Linked DNA regions of Homo sapiens: all the other regions are linked to region 1. The links are chromatin contacts, found by Hi-C or POLR2A ChIA-PET in ENCODE. All regions are on one chromosome and are shown on one strand. The core of a region is the stretch at or near the end of the contact, and the rest is flanking DNA. Distances in the headings are between cores, read along the strand shown. Region 1 holds the start of LINC02606 (long intergenic non-protein coding RNA 2606). Region 2 holds the start of SRM (spermidine synthase). Region 3 has its middle 39 kb from the start of LINC01714. Region 4 overlaps PEX14 (peroxisomal biogenesis factor 14). Region 5 holds the start of DFFA (DNA fragmentation factor subunit alpha). Region 6 holds the start of RERE-AS1 (RERE antisense RNA 1).

Region 1 (3,601 bases), core at 381-2,880:
CACGCACTCTGTCTCAGAATTGGGGATGGAGCAATGATGAAACAAATTCCTGTCTTCATGCGGAGAGGGACATCAAATAAGATAAAGAACTAAATTAAACGGTTTATTAGAAGGTGATACATTAAATGCAATGGAGCAAAAGGAAGGGAATGGGAATGCGGGCTTGGGGGAGTCTGATTTGCAATTTAAAACCAGGAGGTTGGTGAAAGCCTTTCTCAGTGAGGAACATTTGAGCCAAGTCTTGGAGGAGGTAAGGGAGAGAGCCCTGGGGATAACTGAGGACAAGTTCCAGGCAGAGGTAAAGGCAAGTTCAGGATCCCAGAGGCAGAAGCAAGCCTGGCAGAATGGCCACTGTGGCTGGTGTTAAGTGAGAACGGAGACAAGAAAGGAAAGGTCTAGAACAGAGGCCTGGCCGTGTGGAACACTTCTAGCCATGGTAAAGGTTTGGCTTTTACTCTGAGACAGGAGGCCTGGTAGTTTTTGCACAGAGGAGGCACATGATATGACTTTTAACAGAATTACTGAGGTTGTTATGTAAACACAGACTGACGGGGTGGGAGCAGAGGAAGGACCAGCTAGGCAATTACAATAATCCAGGTGAGAGATGGGGGCTTGGTCTAAGATGCTGTTAGTGGATACCGGATTCTGGGGAAAAAAGAAAAGCCAATAGGATCTGCTGACAGATTTGACACGGGATGAAGAACTCTAAGTTTACAGCCTGAGAAGCCAGAAGGATTTTTCTTGAGGATGAATTCCAGGCTGGAGCTATAAGGAGGGGAGTCATCAGCACATAGTCTTTAAAGCCATGAAACCCGATGAAATCATCAAGAGATTAAGCGAAAAGAAAGAGAAGTCCAAGGAGCCAGTGCTGGGGGTACTGATACATTTAGAGGTCAGGAAAAAGAGGAGAGGCTAGCAAAAGAAACAGAGAAGGTGGGGCAGGGATGGAGGAGAAAAACAAGCGTGTGCACTGCCAAAAGCCAAGTGAAGAAAGTTTTGCGGAGGAGAGGGTGATAAACTGTATCAAAAATTGCTGATAGAGCAGGTAAGAGGAGGACTTGGGAGAGACTGAGTTTGGCTGGAGGGAGTTCAACAGAGTGGGAGGAGAGAGCTGGACAAAGAATATATACACTCTTCCAAGGAGTTACGGTATTCAGAAAGCGAAGGGATGGGGTGGGAGCTGGAGCCACCACAGGGTTCTCAGGAAGGGGGAAATTACATGTTTATATGCTGATGGGAACGATCCCTTCGAGAAGAAGTTAAGGCTCAAAAAGGTCAGGTTATCCCGGCACCAGTCTGGTCCAAACTCTTCTTCCCACCCCTAAACTACTGAAGTGATACATTTAAGTCTTCCCAGCCCTCCTGCCTTACACGAAATCCGATTAGGGCAGTTTGCATTTTTACTTTAATGGGGACATGTGATATTTAGCACCTTCGGTCAAGACGCCCCTCAAATAGGTTTTCGGGCTCTGCGTCCCAGCACGGCCTCCCGCGCGCTTTCGAAACGTCACCCTTGTCAGCTGTCCAGTTTTCCTCCAATCCCGCCTCGGGGGCGGGGCTGGCGCACCGTCTCTACAGCAACGCCTTAGCCAGAGGGTGCTCAGGTTTTCGGGACCGCGCGTGGCGCTCTCAGATGACGTCACACACCCGCGGCGCTTGCGTGACGTAAGCCCTGCTCAGTAAGAAGGCTCCGCAGGTCGGCAGGTAGGAAGAGCACTACCTCGCACACTGCGCATGCGCCACCTCGGGTGGCCTCAAGGTTGCTGTCGGGAGTTGGGTTTGAGGTCGGCTCCCTCTGGCTGCTGTCTCTTTAACCTGAACTAGAGAAGTCCTCCGCGATGCTGCAGTTTCCCGCTGGCTTTCTCGGAGCCACCTTGCGGGCAGATATCCGAGAATCAGAGTTCATTCTCTTCATCTTGCCCATCTCTTACCTCTGCTGGCGAGTTCTTCGTTGCATCCCAGTCTGAAAGTGCTAGTCGAACTCCCAATTTGCTGTTGCCCGCAAGCTTCCTCTAGCAGGTCATCTCCCTTCGAAACAGATGCTTTCAAATCTTGTGTCCTGGAAAGATTAGTAACCGTGCTCTTTAGCACTGGTGTTTGTAAGGGTAACCAGGCTACAACTGAGGACCTGAGAATTTCGGCTTTGAATCAAGTACTTGAGCTTTTACGTGCTAGGACCCGTGACTTTTGTTCACTGCTCGTGACTCTTTCTGTCTTCTTTCACATTTTTAGCCAGGATCCAGTTGGCCTTACTAAGTAAATGACCTCCAGAAAAATGAAGTATCGGCCAGGCGTGGTGGCTCACACCTGTTACCCCAGCACTGTGGGAGGCCGAGTTGGGCGGATCACTTGAGGCCAGCCTGGCCAACATGGTGAAACCCCGTCTCTACTAAAAATACAAAAATTAGCCAGGCGTGGTGGTGCACGCCTGTAATCCCAGCTGCTCCGGAGGCTGAGGCAGGAGAATCGCTTGAACCCGGGAGGTGGAGGTTGCAGTGAGTCGAGCTGGCACCACTGGACTTCAGCCTGACCGACGGTGAGACTCCGGCTCAAAAGAAACAAAAACAAACAAACAAACAAAGAAAAATAAAGTATCACTGTTCTAAAACTTAGAATTCCTTTACGTATTCATTGGCTGACATTGATTAAGCACCTATGCTTTTTTTTTTTTTTTTTTTTTTTGAGACAGAGTCTTGCTCTGTCAACCAGGCTGGAGTGCAATGGCGAGATCTCGGCTCACTGCAACCTCTGCCTCCCGGGTTCAAGCAATTCTCCTGCCTCAGCCTCCCGAGTAGCTGGGACTACAAGCACCCATTCTTTCCTGGATACTGTGCTGAACCTGGGGGCTACAGTGAGGATGACATCTGTCTCTGACATCATGGCACATTTAGGTGGTTAATTCAAGAAACATTGAAGTCCCACCTGTTTGCTAGGTACAGTTTAGATTATAAATGCTCATTGAAAGAATGAAGTGTGAACTAAGATCTAGCATGAGGCTGGGATTCGGTTTGAATTGAACCTTGGCCCTGCTCCTTAGGCGCTGTATGAGCTGGGGTGACTTCTGAACCCTCCTGCACATCTATTTCATGATTCATAGAAATGGGCATAATAATGCCTACTTCCTTAAGGTATCATGAGAGTTAAACCTCATGCTATGGTTTGGGGAGTCTTTTGTTTCCACTTCCTTATGATTCTTCCCTTCAGAAAAATGAAAAATTAAAAACCCTGTTTTCTCCTTACGCAGAGAACACCACCACTAATGGGAAGACTGCCCCCTGACCGGCACATGGCCTCAGCATTCATCCACAGATGCTCCTCAAATTGTTTTAAAAACAGCTTTTTTTAAAAGCTGTTTGTCTATGAAGATTAAATGAGTTAATAATATAAGCAAAGCACTTTGCATGGCTACTGGGCACGGTGGTTCATGCCTGTAATTCCAGCACTTTGGGAGGCCGAAGCAGGTGGATCACCTGAGGTCAGGAGTTCAAGACCAGCCTGATCAACATGGCGAAACCCTGTCTCTATTAAAAATACAAAAAAAATAGCCGGGCATGGTGGCACGTGCCTGTAATCCCAGCTACTTGGGAGGCTAAGGCAGGAG
Region 2 (3,601 bases), core at 714-3,213, 1.6 Mb before region 1:
CACAAGGCACCTGGCTGCATCCAGGCCTGTCATCTACGGCCACCATCCTCAGCTTCAGAGCTTATGATCTGGCTCAGGGAACACAGACAAGTACTGCCATCTACAGCCACCATCCTCAGCTTCAGAGCTTATGATCTGGCTTAGGGAACACAGACAAGTACACGGGCAGTTACAACCCAGAGGCAGAAATGTCTTGGAGGAAGTACAGGCAATGTAGGCAAACACCTTGACCCAAGTACAGGATTGAACCCAATCAAGCCTGTAGCACTGGACACACTGATTGACTCTGTCTTATCCACTACGTGGACATTTCAAGAATAATCTTCGTTCCTGGAACAAGTCCATGGAAGCTGTTGCCTAGCAATGTTTTTTATTTTTTAGAGACAGTCTTGCTATGTTGCCCAGGCTGGTCTCGAACTCCTGGGCTCAAGCGGTCCTCCTGCCTCGGCCTCCCAAAATTCTAGTATTATCAGCCTGAGCCCCTGTGCCCAGCTGCCTAGCAATTTTTTTTTTTTTTTTTTGAGACGGAGTTTCACTATCGTTGCCCAGGCTAGAGTGCAGTGGCGCAATCTCAGCTCACTGCAACCTCCAACTCCCGGGTTCAAGCGATTCTCCTGCCTCAGCCTCCCGAGTAGCTGGGACTGCAGGCGCGCACTACCATGCCCAGCTAATTTTTGTATTTTTAGTACAGACGGGGTTTCACCATGTTGGCCAGGATCGTCTTGATCTCTTGACCTCGTGATCCGCCCGCCTCCGCCTCCGCCTCCCACAGTGCTGGGATTACCGGGGTGAACCATCACGCCCAGGCACCTAGCAATTCTTTAGCGGTCTTGGTTTACCTCCCCTTTAGAAGGAGCTTAAAAGCAAGCAAGGCACATTGTTGCCTAGGCTTGAGGCTTGCTCTCACCCATAAACAACGCTGTTACTCTGCTCTGGGGACGACACAGGAAACGTTCCCCACCTCCAGGTGGAGGCTGCAAAACGTGTCAAAACCATCCCTGACATAATGTCAAGAGTAGCTTATACTAGTTTCATCTTCCTTCCTTGGCATTCGAACTGCGTGTGGAACAATTAGCATTTAATATTTGGTAATTAGCATGCTTAATGTGATTCTGAGAAGTTCTTTGACATTCTCATAAAAACAGCACATTCCCACCCACCCTTCAAAGAGCAAGACCCAGTTTGTCAAGAAAAATTGCGTGCCAGTCTTTTCTGGTGCTGAATATGTATGTTCTGGGCCTCTTCCTGGACACTGCTGGTAAATTTAGAAACTCGTTTAGAAAAGCACTTCTCTCGTATTCAACAGCCTATAGGCTCATGGCGCAGAATCTAAGGGAAAATGGCTAAATCCAGCTTGTGAATTCGCGGGCTGTGATGATTCTTTCCAAGTAAATAAAAACCCTCGGTTCGCCCCGACGAGCCACATAATCTGTTCAAATCCAACAAGGAACCAGATTTTGGACGCAAAGAAGGATACGTTCTACTCGCCCCGTGCAACAACGTAAACCACTGTAGCCACCCGCTCCCGTGTCTCCAGCCCAAAGGCTGACTCTCCAGTCCGCACGTCGCAGCGCTCTTGCCCTCCACACCAAGCCCGAGTCCCGCAGCCCCTCGAGGCCCTCGGTGCCTCCCAACCCCGAGAAGGAAGCGGGGGCCGGTGGTGCACCGCCCCGGCTGCTTGGGGCGGAGGAAGGACCCGGACCCCTTCCGCCGGCCCAGCCCGCCCCGGAACCCGACCCGGCCGCCCGGCCCCGGCCGGGCCCCACGTGGCCCCTGGAGCGGGCCGCACTACCCTGCTGCCGCCGACGGACGGCGCGCCACAGCCACTCTGCGCCGCTCTGCGAGCCGGTGGCCAATGAGCGCCAGGCGAGGCCGCTTTGCCATTGGCGAGCGCGGGCTCCGCCCCCGCCGGCAGGCCCCGCCCCGCGCCCGGGTTAGGTTGCGGCGCGGGCGGCGGGCGGAGCTGGTCCCGTTGTGCTGCGGCGCCGCGCGGCCTGCAGTCCCGGGCCCGCGCCCCGCGCCGCCCGCCCGCCCGCCATGGAGCCCGGCCCCGACGGCCCCGCCGCCTCCGGCCCCGCCGCCATCCGCGAGGGCTGGTTCCGCGAGACCTGCAGCCTGTGGCCCGGCCAGGCCCTGTCACTGCAGGTGGAGCAGCTGCTCCACCACCGGCGCTCGCGCTACCAGGACATCCTCGTCTTCCGCAGGTACCGCCGCTGCCCGCAGGCGCCTGCCCCCTAGGCTCAGCCCGGGCCGCCTGCTGCCCGCCTCACGGGCCTCTCCACGCCGGGACCCAAGCGGGCTGGACCTCGTCCTGCCCTGGCCCCCTCGCCACCCCTCACACCGCCTCCCTGGGCTGGGGCTGGGACTGCGGGCTGGCCTCTTGGGTGGGGGAGTCGGAGTCTGCGCCCCGCTCCACGTGTCAGCCCTCAGGACACGTCAGAGCCCGAGGAGACCCCGGGTCCCACCCCGGCCTCCACCCGGCGGCCCGCCTGCCGTTCCTCGCCACGTGTCACCATCGCTCCTCATCCCTGGGACCCCTAGGCGGGATGGGGAGACCCTCCTCACCCAGGGCGGCTTGGGGTACGTTTTCCCCACCCCAGAGAACCCAGGTCCCCGACTGTCACTCCGCCCGCAGTAAGACCTATGGCAACGTGCTGGTGTTGGACGGTGTCATCCAGTGCACGGAGAGAGACGAGTTCTCCTACCAGGAGATGATCGCCAACCTGCCTCTCTGCAGCCACCCCAACCCGCGAAAGGTACCCCAGTGTCCCCTGGAACAGTGCCGGACGAGGGGCGGCCCCAGGTGTGCTCCGGGCTCTTCCCAGATGCTGCCTGCATGGTTGTCAGAGAAAGTGCTAGCGAGGCCAGGGGCGTCCCGCGGAGGGGTGGGGGCCGACACTGACGCGGCCTCGGAATCCTAGGGCAGCCCTGGAAGGAACTTCCAGGAAAGGGGACACCGGCACGAAAGCGTTTCCGAGGGTAGAAAAAGATGAGGCCCGTGGGTCCGAGGGGTCAGGGGGTCTGCTTCAGGGGCCTGGGGGCTCCCAGTCCTGCCAGGGCCCCTGCCTTGACTGCCCCCTCCTCCCAGGTGCTGATCATCGGGGGCGGAGATGGAGGTGTCCTGCGGGAGGTGGTGAAGCACCCCTCCGTGGAGTCCGTGGTCCAGTGTGAGATCGACGAGGTGAGTGCCGGCGTAGAGCCAGGTTTGAGTCCTGGTTCTCCCAGCGGCCAGCTGTGCCCTGAAATGGCTGCACACCCCCGAGCAAGGCAGGTAGGGCCTGTTTCTCCATCTGGAAAACACCTGGTCGGGGAGGGTTCAGTAGGAAAACCAGATGGCAGAGGGCCTGGCAGGTGGTGAGGGCACCTGCGTGGCGAGCTCTTACTAAAACTGAGCTGATTTTTTTTTTTTTTTTTTTTTTGAGACAGAGTTTCGCTCTTGTTGCCCAGGCTGGAGTGTGATGGTGCGATCTCGGCTCACTGCAACCTCCACCTCCTGGGCTCAAGTAGTTCTTCTGCCTCAGCCTCCGGAGTAGCTGGGATTACAGACATGCGCTACCATGCCCGGCTAATTTTGTATTTTTAGTAGAGACAGGGTTTCTCC
Region 3 (3,601 bases), core at 297-2,796, 1.3 Mb after region 1:
CATGTCCAGGAGCCTCAAGTTTGCCACCATTACAGGAGTCTTTAAAAACGTAGATATCGGCCGCAGTGGCTCACACCGGTAATCCCAGCACTTTGGGAAGCCGAGGCGGGTGGATCACCCGAGGTCAAGAGTTTGAGACCAGCCTGGGCCGGGTGTGGTGGTTCACACCTGTAATCCCAGCACTTTGGGAGGCCGTGGTGGATGGATCATGAGGTCAGGAGATCGAGACCATCCTGGCTAACACAGTGAAACTCCGTCTCTACTAAATATACAAAAAAAATTAGCAGGGCATGGTGGCAGTTGCCTGTAGTCCCAGCTACTCGGGAGGCTGAGGCAGGAGAATGGCGTGAACCTGGGAGGCGGAGCTTGCAGTGAGCCAAGATCACACCACTGCACTCCAGCCTGGGCAACAGAGCAAGACTCTGTCTCAAAAAAAAAAAAAGAGTTTGAGACCAGCCTGGCCAACATGGTGAAACCCTGTCTCTACTAAAAATACAAAAATTAGCTGGGCGTGGTGTTGGTCACCTGTAATCCCAGCTACTCGGGAGGCTGAGGCAGGAGAATCACGTGAACCTGGGAGGCAGAGGTTGCAGTGAACCATTGCACTCCAGCCTGGGCTACAGAGCAAGACTCCAACTCAAAAAAACAGCTCAATTCTGGACAGCCCCATGCCCATGCCCACCTGCACGACAGAGCACTCTCAATGGCCAGGCACTATCCTGGGGCCTTCACCTGCCCTTGCCATGTTGTCACAATTCTACAGGTGAGCATGTGGAGGCTGACTTCAGCACAGTGTCTGTCACTGGTAGACTGTGGGGCAGGGATTTGGGATTAAGCTTCTTGAGTCCCAACCGGATGCCCCTTGACCATCACTTTATGCTGCCATTACCGGGGAGGTTCAAGCGAGGACAGTGCTGAGTGTCCGAGAGTGTCCAAGCTCCTGACCCGCTCCTGCAGTGGGAAGCCCTGGTTGGGCCCCAGTGTCTCCTGACAGCTACCCTCTGGGCCTCCTGGCCTGCCTGGATCCCGCTTCTTAGAACAAAGGTGAGACTGGCCACCTGCTTGTTTGTACTCGGGACAAACTGTGTACACGGCCTGGTCCATAAAACCCCCTGAGCTCCCTGCTGTTTACCTGTCCTGTCTCCCCAGGAGGCTAATGGGAGGCGAGCTGGTCTCTGTCCTGGAGCTGCCCCTGCCCTGGCCATGCCCTGGCCGCATTTCTGGATCAATGGCCACTGACCAGAGGCCTGACTGTGCCACTGACCTACACGTTGGTGCCACTTCCCTGAGGGGCTCATATGTGGACGTTTCATGGAAGGGATAGCCCCTCCACTTTTTTGATGAAGTTGAATTTAAACAGGATGAAACTTTGGCCCTTGTCACTTTTTTTTTTTTTTTTAATGTTTTTAATTAAATTGCCTGGGTCACTGACACCCTGGAGAGACTAGGAAATGCAGCGTTGCAGTTTGTTAATGATACACCATCTGTTTGTTCGCACTGTGTGGTCACGTGATCTTTGCTCTGCAGAACATCCTGTCTCACTGGCCTAAACCAGTTTACGGCTGAAATGCTTAGGATGAATGCCAGAAAATCTCTCTCTTTTTCTTTGTCTCTCTCTCTCTTCCCTCTCCTTTTTCCCTCCCTCTCCCTTTCTTTCCCTTACCCATTTTAAGATCGGCTATTAACCCCAAACTTGTTGGCAGAATTTGTATTAACTATTTATGACACTTCATCACCCGGTTCCATTGCAGTATTGTAGCCTGACTTCTGAGCCAGTAAGGTGGCCATAGCTCAGACAAATGGGGGAAATTTCAGGGTCGGGGTGGGGAAAGCCCATGACAGCTGGCCTTTGAGGGCAGCATCACCCAGCCACAGCTCAAGGGGAAGCGTGGACCCCCCAGGGCAGTGGAGGGTGAAACCAGGGAGCCCCTTCTGACCCATCACCAATGGTCTCATTGTGACTCATTTTCTTTACCCCTACAATTCATGATCATTGACTCATCTCACATGATAATTAGATTAAATCCATGAAGAGTGCTGCATCCTAGGTATTTTGTTGTTGCTGTTGTTGCGGCCCAGGCTGGAGTGCAGTGGCGCGATCTTGGCTAGCTGCAAACTTCACCTCCCAGGTTCAAGTGATGCTCCTGCCCTAGCCTCCTGAGTAGCTAGTATTACAGACACCTGCTACCATGTCCAGCTAATTTTTGTATTTTTAGTAGAGGTGGGGTTTTACCATGTTGGCCAGGCTGGTGTCAAACTCTTGACCTCAAGTGATCCCCCTGCCTCGGCCTCCCAAAGTGCTGGGATTACAGGCATGAGCCACCATGCCCGGCCCATCCTAGGTTTTTCTTGTTTTTTATTTTTTTGAGACGGAGTTTTACTCTTATTGGCCGGGCTGGAGTGCAGTGGTGTGATCTTGGCTCACTGCAACCTCTGCCTCCCAGGTTCAAGTGATTCTCCCCACTCAGCCTCCCAAATAGCTGGGATTACAGGCATGTGCCACCACACCCGGCTCATTTTTGTTTTTGTTTTTGTTTGAGATGGAGTCTCACTCTGTTGCCCAGGGTGGAGTACAGTGGGGCCATCTCGGCTCACTGCAACCTCCGCCTCCCAGATTGAAGCAATTCTCCTGCCTCAGCCTCCCAAGTAGCTGGGATTACAGGCGTGCACCACCATATCCAGCTAATTTTTAGTAGAGACGGGGTTTCACCATGTTGGTCAGGCTGGTCTCAAACTCCTGAGCTCTTGATCCGCCCGCCTTGGCCTCCCAAAGTGCTGGGATTACAGGCGTGAGCCACTGTGCCCGGTATAATTTTTGTATTTTTAGTAGAGACAGGGTTTCTCCACGTTGGTCAGGCTGGTCTTGAGCTCCTGACCTCGTGATCTGCCTGCCTCGGCCTCCCAAAATGCTGGGATTACAGGCATGAGCCACTGCGCCCAGCCCATCCTAGGTATTTTTAAGAGCTGTAAGTTTTATTCGTTTTCAAGAAAACTGGGCCTCAAAAGGAAAAATAACAGAGGCCCAGATGCTGACCCTCTGGTGGAAAATGCCATGGCTCGTTGAACCCCTTTCTCACAATGGAAACTGGAATCCATGTGGCAGAAGATGGATGGCTGCGAAAGATGATTTAGACAATGTTCAGGAGTCCAGCAGCTCCAAGGTATTGCAGTGCCCACAGACACTCACGGTGTAGCTTGACTCTGCTACACCTCAGTCATGTCCTCAGTCATTCCTTCATGAATAAGGTGACCAGTCACCACAGGAAGGGCATGTCCTGTGAGTGGCCTTCTGAAGGGACAGGATGTGACTGGAGCCACAGAGGAGGTTGTGGTTGGGGTACAAGGAGATGGCTCAGCCACCAAGCTGGGGATGCTCACACACGCAGGGTCTCAGCATGGCAGGCAGGGGCTGCTGTCAACAGGGTCCCCATCTGCATGCAGCCCCGGTCTCTTCCAATGACTAGAAGCTCCCAGGGCTGTCCTGTTCTTCCCTTCTGTCAGATTTCACTTTCTGGTTGTAATTTGGGAAGGGCTTGTCCACACATTATCTGATTCTGTCTTTTTTTTTTTTTAGACAGAGTCTCGCTGTGTCACCCAGGCT
Region 4 (3,601 bases), core at 773-3,272, 1.1 Mb before region 1:
GGGCCGGGCACGGTGGCCTACGCCTGTAATCCCAGCATTCTGGGAGACCAAGGTGGGTGGATCACGAGGTCACGAGATCCAGACCATCCCAGCTAACACGATGAAACCTCATCTCTACTAAAAATACAAAAAATTAGCCGGGCGTGGTGGCACACGCCTGTAGTCCCAGCTACTCAGGAGGCTGAGGCAGGGAATCGCTTGAACCCGTGAGGCGGAGGTTGCAGTGAGCCGACATCACGCCACTGCACTCCAGCCTGGCGACAGAGCAAGACTCCATCATAAAAAATAAAAGTTAAAAAAAAAAAGAAGGAAAAGAACAGGGAGCATTTCATTTAAAAACGATCCTATGCATCTGAATATATTGTTCTTTTTCATTATAACTAGCTACTTCTAAAATTAGTTCAGTTGGATTTAAGGATTTGACAAATGTGGAATATAACCACCGACGCCAGTGCAGGTTTCCAACCAACACCCCTGAAGTTAATGCTGGGATTCTGCTATGCTTCAAAGCAGGCGAACATCAGGGATCCACCCCACCTTCATTAAAATTCCACAATCTGTCTGCCATCCTTTGGATGAATCCACAGAAGTCTCTGTTTCCCTGGCCAGGTGTTTCAACACCCAGCAATGCTCATGTCATCAATCAGGTGACTTAGTCAAGTGCCACAGTGTTGGGTATCAGAAAAAAAGATCCAGAAAGTCCTGGTCTGAGAGCTCTAGTCCTTAAAAATTTAGACTTGGGCCAGGCACGGTGGCTCACGTCTGTAATCTCAGCACTTTGGGAGGCCGAGGAGGGCAGATCACGAGGTCAGGAGGTCGAGACCATCCTGGCTAACATGGTGAAACCCTGTCTCTACTAAAAATACCAAAATTAGCCGAGCGTGGGGGCAGGCGCCTGTAGTCCCAGTTATTCGGGAAGCTGAGGCAGGAGAATGGCGTAAACCCGGGAGGCGGAGCGTGCAGTGAGCCAAGATTATGCCACTGCACTCCAGCCTGGGTGACAGAGCAAGACTCCGTCTCAAAAAATATATATATTTAGACTCAACACCCCACCTAAGCCATAAGACTGAGCAGAAATTCTAGTATGTGACACCTCTGGAGAGAAACAGGTTAACACAATCAAGCCTCTCTTCTGGCAATACACGTGTTGATGAGGTCCTGCAGTCCACAGAAGACTTGGAAGTCAAAGAGGTCACAGGTCCCAGAGACCACAGAAGTCAGAGGTCCCACGGGCCACAGAGGTCAGAGATCTCACAGGCCACAGAAGTCAGAGGTCTCACAGTCCATGGAATTCAGAGGTCCCTGGGTCCACAGAAGTCACAGTCCCACGGTCTATGGAAGTCAGAGGCCCCACAATCCACAGAAGTCATAAATTCTAGAGTCCACAGAAGTCAGGAGTCCATAGTCCACAGATGTCAGGGGTCCCTCCATCTCTAGAAGTTATAGGTCCTACAGTTCATGGCAGACTTTCCTAGGAAAATTTAAACTCTGATGTGCATGGTCATTTCCATTTCTAAACCCTACACAAAAATCTGAGGGGAGACACGCTCAATCAGATAGCATTAAAGCTGGAAAGAACGCACCATGATGTTAGCAAAAACCACTTCAACTACTCATGCCATTAGAGTCATCAAAGGGGGGAGGCAGGAAGGAAGGGAGGGACAGAGAAAGAGACAGTAATGAAAGAGAAAATAAGTCTGAAAAGAAAGGAGAAAATAGAAATATAAAAGATTAGAAAAAACAGGAGATAACAAAATAAAAAAGACAAAAACCTCACTTTGGCATTTACAGTTTAAAGCTGTCAGGGCATTTTATGAAATGACAGTTGCAATAAAACAAATAGAATGGTGAGTCATCTGGGTTCCAACTTCTGAGTCAAAAGGGGCTGTTTCTAGACAAACCAGCAGCTCTGCTGCCTGCACATTTAACGATGCCTATCGGTGCACCACAGCTACGGAACAGGATGTGGAGAACGAGGAGGTGGGAGTGAGCATTGTCTTTACTGGTCCCAGTGTCATTGCAAATAAAGACTGTCAAGATTTAAACCATAATAATGGAAAGGCTATAAAGGTCTCAGTTATAATGTTTCCTCTGATGTTCCCTTTCATAAAATGGCCTCTTTATGTTGCTTGCGTAGCAGTCATCCACTGAACATCGGCATATGTGTGGCCCAGTGGGAATGTTGCACCCTAAGTTCCTAGCAGGACGCCAGGCAGCAACTGTGCAATCCAACTCCTTGGCTCATCATCTCCATCGCACATAAGTGAGCACACACACTCACTCATTCCACAAATATGTATGAGTGCCTATTTTCTGCCAGGAGCTGAGCAATACGGTATATGCCCAACCCATACAGGGCTTAGCAAAGTGCCTAGGTGCCAAACAGCCAGGAAACACACATGCAAAATATATACGGCCATACAACACAGGGACTCCTTTCCTACTTTGGCACCTAAAAGTCTTACATAAGTGCCTGGCAGCCTAGCAGGAAATGGGACTTTTCCTTCTCCATGCCAGAGCAAAGTAGATAAGCTGGAACACAAATCAGATAAATGCTCAAAAAGGGGGCTTAATATGGTGCCCACAAAGACTTGCCTTTACTTGGACACACCAGACAAAAATGCACAGAAACCTGCTGTTTCAACAGAATTATTTATCTGCAGCCTGCCATCTAACCATTCTAGGCACCAGGGAACCTCAAAGGAAAATACAAACAAAACCTCTGCAAATTAATACTTTGTAGACATGCCAAGGAGGCATGAACTAAGAAAGACACCAGCAGCACGTGTAGGGATGAAATGAGGCTGAAACCTGTAAACCAGGGAGCCGTGTGATGCAATTAGAGATGCCAAAGTCCAAAATTAGGAAAGGATCGATCTAGTCAAGCCCAACTTGGTGGCAGGTAGAGAATAACTCACATTTCTAGGTGGGCAGCCTGTGCCAACCACAAACCATCCCTGGGCTGCCTTCCCTGCTGATCTATAATTGGTGGGTCAGTGATGGAGCTACCAATTATCTTGAGGCCCCCTGTATTTAGTTCACAGACAAAGGGAAGCAGGAGAGACCAGTTAGTAATGAGTAAGTAATGGCCACGAAAATACATTGTATTATACAAAGCTGCTTCGGCAGGAAAAGCCATTTGGAAAATAAAGCGTAAAAGAATAAAATAAGCTGGAGAAACTCAATTTTCTCCTCCCTTCCTCCCAAAGCCACACTTAGGATAAAATGAGGTTTGTGCAGGTTAATCCTTAAGAGGTAAGAAAAAAATGATTAAATACATTTAAAAAATCAATTGTACATTAAACCAAATCCAGGAACTGCAAAAACAAACACGGCAGCGTTCCTCCAGCCGGCATTAGCTCTGCCAGTCTGGTCAGTAGGGGATACCCCCACCTGATGGAGCCCGCTGAGGTCACAGAAGACAAGCAGAGAGGAAGGGGAGAGAACCAGGGCTGGGGAGTGGGATGGGACCACAGATCTGGATTTCACTGGAACTGAAGTTATTTCTAGATATTATAAAGAAATAAAATGCCTTACAAATGGGGCTCTGGGGACCAGGCTGAATTCTTCAAAAATCCAATAGAAATAATAATAATGAGAA
Region 5 (3,601 bases), core at 563-3,062, 1.0 Mb before region 1:
TTGGAAATTAATTTTTAGACATCAGTTCAGTTCCATTCATTGAGTGCCTACTATATGCTAGGGACTTTGGTAGGCCTTGAAATAAAAACATTCAAGACTCAATCCCTACTCCCACGCCCAGGCCAAACACACTTACAATTACAGTATTATGGGGATAGGACTCGGATAAGTGTGCAGGTCTATTGGGAGAACATAAAAGGGGGCATTTTGAAGAGAAGAGGCTTCTACAAAACGTCATTATTTTACACTGGTTGAATTGTTAGATTTTTTTAATTGTTAGATTTTAAATTAAATATTGGACGGGAGCAGTGGCTCACACCTGTAATCCCAACACTTTAGGAGGCCAAGGCAGGAGGATCCCTTGAGCCCAGGAGGTTGAGGCTGCAGTGAACTATGATTATGCCACTGCACTCCAGCCTGGGCGACAGAGCGAGACCTTGTCTAAAAATAAGATAAGAAAATAAAAAATGAAATTATATGAAAAAGGATACATACATTAGAGTTAACCGCCAGCTCCTATTATAGTTGTGTTTTGATCAATATAGACTGCTTAAAAGGGATGACTTAATGAATAATTCCTCCTACTAAACGCTGTTTTAAATGTCTAAACTTTTCTTGAGATAATATCCAATTTCCTCTCCCACGTTTTTTTTGTTTGTTTTTGCTTTTGTTTTTGTTTTTGCTTGAGACGAAGTCTTGCTCCTGACGCCCAGGCTGGAGTGCAATGGTGCGATCTGGGCCGACTGCAACCTCCGCCTCCCGGGTTCAAGCGATTCACCTGCCTCAGCCTCCCAAGAGCTGGGACTACAGGCGTGCGCCATCACGCCCGGCTAATTTTTGTATTTTTAGTAGAGATAGGGTTTCACCATGCTGGCCAGGCTGGTCTCAAACTACTGACCTCAGATCATCTGTCCGCCTCGGCCTCCTAAAGTGCTGAGATTACAGGGGTGAGCCACCGCCCCCGGGGCCCTTGCCCACGTTTTTATAAACAAAATATGAGGTGGGAGGATTGCTTGAGCCCAGGAGATCAAAACTGCAGTGAGCCATCATCGCGCCACTGCACTCCAGCCTGGGAGACAGAGCGAAACGCTGTCTCAAAAAAAGAAAAAAGAAACAAGGAAGGAAAGTGTCCCCCGAATGAATAAATATGAGCAGATAATTACTTCTAGTTTACATAAAATGCCCTCTTTTAAGAGAGGAACTTTTTGATCATTTTTATTACTATTCTTTTAATCTTAGATGTTTATTTTTCAGGAGGAAAAAAACAAACTTTTCCATAGTAGCAGTATTAAAACAAAGATGAATATGTTGTCAAGAGGCATCTGAACAATCTCCAACAGTGCCGAGTCGCATTTCCCCTTTCCTCTCCGATGCATTTGAGACTTTAATGCTTACTATATTTATTTAAGCGTTTTGTTCTGAGACCCCAAACTAATTTGCACAGTTGAAGCAGGAAATAGAATGGGTGGAAACATGCGGGTGTCTGTATTAGCATTATGCATCTCATATGCGAATAGGAATGCTCTAAAAATTCAATACAGTATACATGCGTGTGCATCGTCATGCAAAATAAGTCTCTATTGGCCTTATATTTGAACGCGCGAATGCAGCTCCTAAAAGTTAAAAACAACTCCTAGGCTGAATCGCGCGATAGAACGAAAGCGGCTTTAAACCCAGAGACTACAGTTTCCGGCATGCTTCGACGCCACACGTGATTAGCGGCAACTAGAACTACATTTCCCGGCGTGCCCTGGTCTCACGTGTGATTTGCTGCGGAACGAACTACATCTCCCGGCAGGCTGCGGAAGGGGGTCGAGTAGAAGGACCGCCGCTCCGGCCTCCCGCGACTTCTCGAAGGTGGGCAGGTCCCACCTTGTGGAGGATGGAGGTGACCGGGGACGCCGGGGTACCAGAATCTGGCGAGATCCGGACTCTAAAGCCGTGTCTGCTGCGCCGCAACTACAGCCGCGAACAGCACGGCGTGGCCGCCTCCTGCCTCGAAGACCTGAGGAGCAAGGGTTGGCTCGGGACCCCGGGCGAGGGTGTGGGGGAGCCAGGGCCGGGTGAGGACGTCCGGCGGGGGCGAGGCGGGGTCAGGAGAGGCGACTTGGGGATTCTTGTATCTCGGGTGGAGGCTTGGGACAGAAACGGTCCGAGTGGGCATAGCGATTTACAGATTTAAGGCGCTTGAGCGTAATTAATCTCGTGTGAGACTCCACGGTGGTGGGAAGACAGCCAGGAAGCAATGTGCAAATTAAGCCAGACTCGGCTTAGGTCTCTTGCCTGAAATCACTTCGATGTTGGACCAAACGGACCCCACTGGGTTCCTGCCACTCCGCCACACTCAGATGGTACAAGAACCCCCAGCTGAGCCCACGGCGGTGTGGGGAGGGGTTTCCACCGTCCGCTCTGGCAGGAACCTATGCAGGAAAGAGGGAGCTGCTACTGACCATTTCTGGAGGTCCAGACAAGGAACGTGAGTTGTAAGTGACGGAGCCGACGGAAGTTCCGAGCCCGGCCCCATACCTTTACCAGCTGCTTGGCCTTGCACTTAACCAGCTCTCAACCCTCAGTTTTCTCATCAGCAAATTGGGTATAATATTTATAGCCCTGCTTCAAAGGGTTGTTGGTTCTCTCAAATAAGATGATATATTTAAGTGACTTACAAGTCTTATTAGCCAGTAGCAACAAATCGCTTACCCAAAGAAGTTTTACAGGTTACATGTGTGAGCCAGCCCCAGGCATGTAGTCACAGTGTGTGTCAGAGGGCACAGTTGCTTCCTCTCAGTCACCAACAGAAATCATATGGAAATTTTCAGAGACCCATGAACAGCCAAAGCATTATAAATGCTTTGGTAACATGGATTTTGCATATAAGCATTTATGTATTTTTTTTCCTGACATTAGATTACTTTACTTCTAATTCCCCTTCAGTGCCGTGGCTGGATGTGCGTGGCACAGAGGCTGGTGTTCTCTGCAGTCCAGCGCATACATGCCTTGCTGTTCTATTGGGTGGTAGACAACACCGCTGAAGGATATTTGTAGTCTCTTGGCTATTTCTGATCACTCCAGTCCCGTTAGTATTTGAAGCATTGCTATCACTAAATGGAATAGTACAGACCTGTCCTGGAGAAAGCCTCTCCGCCAATGATAATGATATGAAAAGCTACTGATAGAAGCTTCCACTTCTTTTATACTTTCCCATAGGTTAGAAAAGAAGCTGCTAAGGAAGATACTGTAAAGAACAAAAAGCATTTTCTTTTTTTTTTTTTTTTTTTGAGACGGAGTGTCACTCTGTCACCCAGGCTGGAGTGCAGTGGCGCTATCTCGGCTCACTGCAAGCTCCGCCTCCCGGGTTCACTCCATTCTCCTGCTTCAGCCTCCCGAGTAGCTGGGACTACAGGCGCCCACCACCACGCCCATCTAATTTTTTGTATTTTTTAGCAGAGACGGTTTTTCACCATGTTAGCCAGGATGGTCTCGATTGCCTGCTTTGTGATCCACCCGCCTCGGCCTCCCAAAGTGCTGGGATTACAGACGTGAGCCACCGTGCCTGGCCTTTTTGGTGTATTTTTTGACATTTTTACACATAGGAGAATTT
Region 6 (3,601 bases), core at 637-3,136, 1.0 Mb after region 1:
GATAAAGGTCTGGCCTGGGACTGCCACTAGCATGAGCAGGAAAGGAGGGCGTTGAAAGACACTTTTTTTTTTTTTTTTTTTGAGACAGAGTCTCTGTCGCCCAGGCTGGAGTGCAGTGGCGCAATTTCGGCTCACTGCAAGCTGCGCCTCCCGGGTTGACGCCATTCTCCTGCCTCAGCCTCCCCAGTAGCTGGGACTACAGGCGCCCACCACCATGCCCAGCTAATTTTTTGTATTTTTAGTAGAGACGGGGTTTCACTGTGTTAGCCAGGATGGTCTCGATCTCCTGGCCTTGTGGTCTGCCCGCCTCAGCCTCCCAAAGTGCTAGGATTACAGGCATGAGCCACCGCGCCCGGCTGAAAGACACTTCTTAGGAAGAATACTGAGGACTTTATGATTTGACATTGGACCCGAGAAGAGGAAAGTACAGACTCATAGAAAATGGTAACAGAAAATAGTTACCACTGTAGACGCCTGCCTGCATTTTACAGAGTGTGGCTCTGAGGATTTGAGGGGGCTTAAGTTTGAATTCTGGCTTTGTCTCTGAGGAGTTGATCTAGTTACCTATCTGTGCCTCAGCTTCCTTGTCTGTAAAATGGGGATAATAATTGTACTTCTTCTTAGGTTGTAAAGATTTCGAATTAATATATATGAGGCTCCTGGCATATAGTAGGTACTTAGTAACTATTGGTTGAATGGATGATGTTCAAAGGATTGCATCACAATAAATGGAAGAAACAGGATCTGAATTTGTTTGTCCAACTCTGCCACCTTACCCTGATGTTCCAGAGTCAGCCTTTCTCACATGCTGCCTTTATTGTGTAGGCCTCTTTTACTGGACCTGTTAGATGTCACTTGGTATCAAGCCCACGTTCCGATTGCATGGTCCTGGCGTTCCACAGCCTGGCTCACTCCAGATTGCCCGCCCCAAGTCTGTGTAGACTGTCCCCTGTAACCCACCTCCCATTCTCCACCTCTGACCTTCACGGAGGGCCCGGTCACCAAGCCACCTCCCACCCCTGCAATAGTTGCCCACCCCTTGTGATCTCGCTGATGTCACTGCCTTGGCGAAGGCATTCTGAACTACTACAGACCACTGCAGTCTAGCCTTCTTGGGTCCCTTGCTGCACTGATGAGCTGCACCTCACTTCTTTATGCTTGGCCAGATGACATCTCAGAATGTTCTGTAATGACTTCACACATACTTATCTTACGTGCAAAAATGAATCACAGTTCAGTAAAGGTCCATGGCAACCTTTATTATCTTCCTAGACCCCTCTCAGCTAGGTGCTCAGTAAATACCTGAATACTTGAAGAATGGATTAAGCGGCAGGAATTCTGATTACTGAGGTGGAGTGTGCCAGTAGTTGAGGTCCTCATCTCATACCTGAACTGTGTCAGCAGCCTCTTTAACTGGTCTGTCCCTAATCTACACTTAGGCCACACTGCCACTGGCACAGTCCTCATCCAGTCTTTTCATGGAAAGCTCCAGCTTCAGCCTTTCTGCCAGCCTACAATTAGGAACTCTTCCGTGCGGCCTGAAGGGCTCTCTGCAACCGGATCCTTGCCTGCCTCTTTCGTCTTATCTGCTGGCACTCCATTCTGCACACCCTGTCCTCCTTGCAGTTCCCAGAATGTTCCCTGTGCCTTTTCCTGGCTGACTTCTGCTGGAAGCCCTGCTGGAGCCCACCTGGCAGGCTCACACTCTTCCTTGTCACTTCCTCTAAGACATCAGCAAGCAGAGTAAGTTGCTTCCTCTTCCTAGCTTCACCCACCACCCTTTGTTCCTCTGCTGCTTTTCTTGCAGGCCCTAGGACTGGTTTGTTTACCTGTCTGCCTTCCTGGGCAGACTGCAGCTCCTTGAGGGCAGGGCCATCTTTCCGTGCCGTCTCTCCCGGTGATATGCTGTGTGCACACAGCGTAGGATGCCTGTTGATCATATAAACGATACTTTTGTCAAGTAACAAAGGTCACTCCTCACACTAGAGGAGAGCTTGCTGCTTTCTTGTGCCTTGAGAGATTTTCCCTTCGAACTGTATGAATTATATTGAAAATTGACAATGATGAGTCATATCTCAGCAAGGGTGAAATTCAAAAACGCAAAGCCTCCACTACTGGAGTAGGAGGTTGCAGACTGGTCTTAAAAGGCTAAGTCTGGCCCTTCACTGAATCCGCCTGGCGGGTCTCAAACACAGGGAGTGGGAGGGACCCTCTGCCCGGTGGGCAGGTGATTTATTGGCTGGGAAGCTTCCGCGGTGATTTAGTTGTGAAGCGGCGGCCGGGGAAGTGCAGGCTAATGCCTGGGCCGCCAGGGAGAGGCCGCCCACAATCGCGGGCCGGAAGGGACCGCGGGGGGCGTCGGGGCCAGCCCCCCGTTTCGCAGCTGAGGCGGGGTTGGGGCGGAGGGCGTGCGGCCGGGGCGCAGCCGACTTCGTCCATCCGGAACGTGGGCTGGAGACCCAGCAGCCTGGGAAGGGCCCCAGCCCTGTGGGCGCCCTCTCCCCACGCTTGCTGCGGTAGGGAGGAAGTTTCTGTGCTTTACCGCCTTGATGTTCTCCTGTCCGGAAGGAGGACACAGATTCCAGCGCCGGGTGCCCTGGAGGCTCCGGCCTCGGGGTGGGGGTCGGGCCGGGGGCGGGGCCGGGGCCGGGGCGCGGGGCCCCGGCTGGCGGACAGGAGGGCGGCGGCAATCCAGGCCGCCTTTTGCAGCCGCCCGCGGCCGCGCCGGGCTCTGCGCGCCGCGCTCCTGCCTCCTCCCCCGTCAGCGGCGGCCCCAGCCCCGCGCCCCCCGGGCCCCGCGCCGCGCGGCCCCGCCGCGGTCACACGCCGAGCCACCCGCGGCCGCCTCCGCCCTGCGCTTTGTGGAGCCGGAGCCCAGTGACAGGCGACGGCCTCTTGCCGCCCCGGACCCCGGGCGCTTACCTGTGGCTGCTGGGGTCGGCCGCCCGGGACCAGGCTGGGAGCCCCGAGGTGGGGGCTCGGAGCCAGGAGCTGCCCCCACCGGGGCGGGGAGGGGTGCTCGGGAGGCATGGGACAAAGTGAAAGTCTCCGGGCTGGGGTTAGGGACGAGTCTGCTGCGAAAATGGATGGGGGCGGCGAGTGGCGTCGGGAGGGCGGAAGGGGTGCTGGTTATTCTCTGGTGTCTCGGAGTGGCTTTTAATGACGGACGGTGGGGCAGGCCCGCTGGCTTTCGTGTTCCCGGTGGGCTTCTGTGATACTGGTGCCTTCCGGTGCCTCCTGGCAAATTCTTTGGATTAAGGAAAGCGGCCTTTTAACCCCCTAGGGTTCCCTTCTGGAGAAGAGTCACCGGGTTTGGTTCTGTTTCCCCTTTCTGCTCGACACTTCTGGGAAGCTTGGTTCTCAGGTGGGAAAGCAGTTGTGTTTTATTAAAACATGGAGCATATTTATACCTTCGTGCACCAGAATGTGTGCCTGGTGGAAGAGGGGGACAGATTGCTTCTTAGCCTCAGACGCAGGACGTCCTTCTCTTAAACGCGCTGCCCTGCGTGGTGGGTGGGATTGGGGTTCTGATGAAGGTAGCTGGGGCCTGCCCTGGCCAGTGGGTCCCAGCTGAGCTGCTGACATACTCTCCGAGCCTCGG

The links. Hi-C counts contacts between places; a loop is a spot of excess contacts on that map. ChIA-PET counts read pairs that join two places held with the same protein, here RNA polymerase II (POLR2A). Pooled maps may share reads with other maps.
Region 2: a loop to region 1 is called in a pooled map, with 7 times the contacts of the local background. The contact joins the promoter of SRM here to the promoter of LINC02606 in region 1. A Hi-C loop is called at or near these places in 5 of 50 pooled maps. POLR2A ChIA-PET finds 5 or more read pairs at or near these places in 2 of 52 experiments (T-cell and naive thymus-derived CD8-positive, alpha-beta T cell).
Region 3: a pooled map shows a loop between it and region 1 (5-fold over the local background). The contact joins the enhancer-like site here to the promoter of LINC02606 in region 1. A Hi-C loop is called at or near these places in 2 of 37 single-sample maps with no recorded cell type and 4 of 50 pooled maps.
Region 4: a pooled map shows a loop between it and region 1 (5-fold over the local background). The contact joins the enhancer-like site here to the promoter of LINC02606 in region 1. A Hi-C loop is called at or near these places in 5 of 50 pooled maps. POLR2A ChIA-PET finds 5 or more read pairs at or near these places in 2 of 52 experiments (B cell and activated T-cell).
Region 5: a map of CD4-positive, alpha-beta T cell shows a loop between it and region 1 (24-fold over the local background). The contact joins the promoter of DFFA here to the promoter of LINC02606 in region 1. A Hi-C loop is called at or near these places in 3 of 168 maps with a recorded cell type or tissue (B cell, CD4-positive, alpha-beta T cell and naive thymus-derived CD4-positive, alpha-beta T cell), 3 of 37 single-sample maps with no recorded cell type and 10 of 50 pooled maps. POLR2A ChIA-PET finds 5 or more read pairs at or near these places in 1 of 52 experiments (H1).
Region 6: a pooled map shows a loop between it and region 1 (18-fold over the local background). The contact joins the promoter of RERE-AS1 here to the promoter of LINC02606 in region 1. A Hi-C loop is called at or near these places in 9 of 37 single-sample maps with no recorded cell type and 8 of 50 pooled maps. POLR2A ChIA-PET finds 5 or more read pairs at or near these places in 2 of 52 experiments (activated T-cell and naive thymus-derived CD8-positive, alpha-beta T cell).

What each region holds. Positions count from the first base shown.
Region 1 is chr1:9,427,025-9,430,625 of GRCh38, reverse strand. LINC02606 (long intergenic non-protein coding RNA 2606) reads left to right here and starts at 1,630. Exons shown (of 2, transcript NR_104622.2): 1 at 1,630-1,704; 2 at 3,245-3,601. RefSeq lists enhancers at 1,385-1,474, 1,535-1,764, 2,263-2,897.
Region 2 is chr1:11,058,380-11,061,980 of GRCh38, reverse strand. SRM (spermidine synthase) reads left to right here and starts at 1,963. Exons shown (of 8, transcript NM_003132.3): 1 at 1,963-2,204; 2 at 2,636-2,756; 3 at 3,089-3,181. The coding sequence starts at 2,038. RefSeq lists silencers at 1,514-2,043, 2,254-2,443.
Region 3 is chr1:8,167,841-8,171,441 of GRCh38, reverse strand. No RefSeq gene overlaps it. Among named protein-coding and RNA genes, the nearest start is that of LINC01714, 39 kb to the left of the region's middle. Within about 2 kb of position 1,546, at least 26 of the 41 ENCODE cell types and tissues checked have a DNase peak (open chromatin) inside an H3K27ac peak, as active enhancers do.
Region 4 is chr1:10,509,397-10,512,997 of GRCh38, reverse strand. The region is part of intron 2 of PEX14 (peroxisomal biogenesis factor 14); the gene reads right to left. Among named protein-coding and RNA genes, the nearest start is that of PEX14, 36 kb to the right of the region's middle. Within about 2 kb of position 2,022, at least 19 of the 41 ENCODE cell types and tissues checked have a DNase peak (open chromatin) inside an H3K27ac peak, as active enhancers do; they include B cell, where a contact is called at or near this core.
Region 5 is chr1:10,470,740-10,474,340 of GRCh38, reverse strand. It overlaps DFFA (DNA fragmentation factor subunit alpha), which reads left to right and starts at 1,812. Exons shown (of 6, transcript NM_004401.3): 1 at 1,812-2,018. The coding sequence starts at 1,883. RefSeq lists enhancers at 1-282, 2,244-2,343.
Region 6 is chr1:8,422,930-8,426,530 of GRCh38, reverse strand. It overlaps RERE-AS1 (RERE antisense RNA 1), which reads right to left and starts at 1,886. Exons shown (of 4, transcript NR_125999.1): 1 at 1,830-1,886. All of the region lies in intron 11 of RERE (arginine-glutamic acid dipeptide repeats), which reads left to right. RefSeq lists silencers at 2,297-2,436, 2,747-3,086.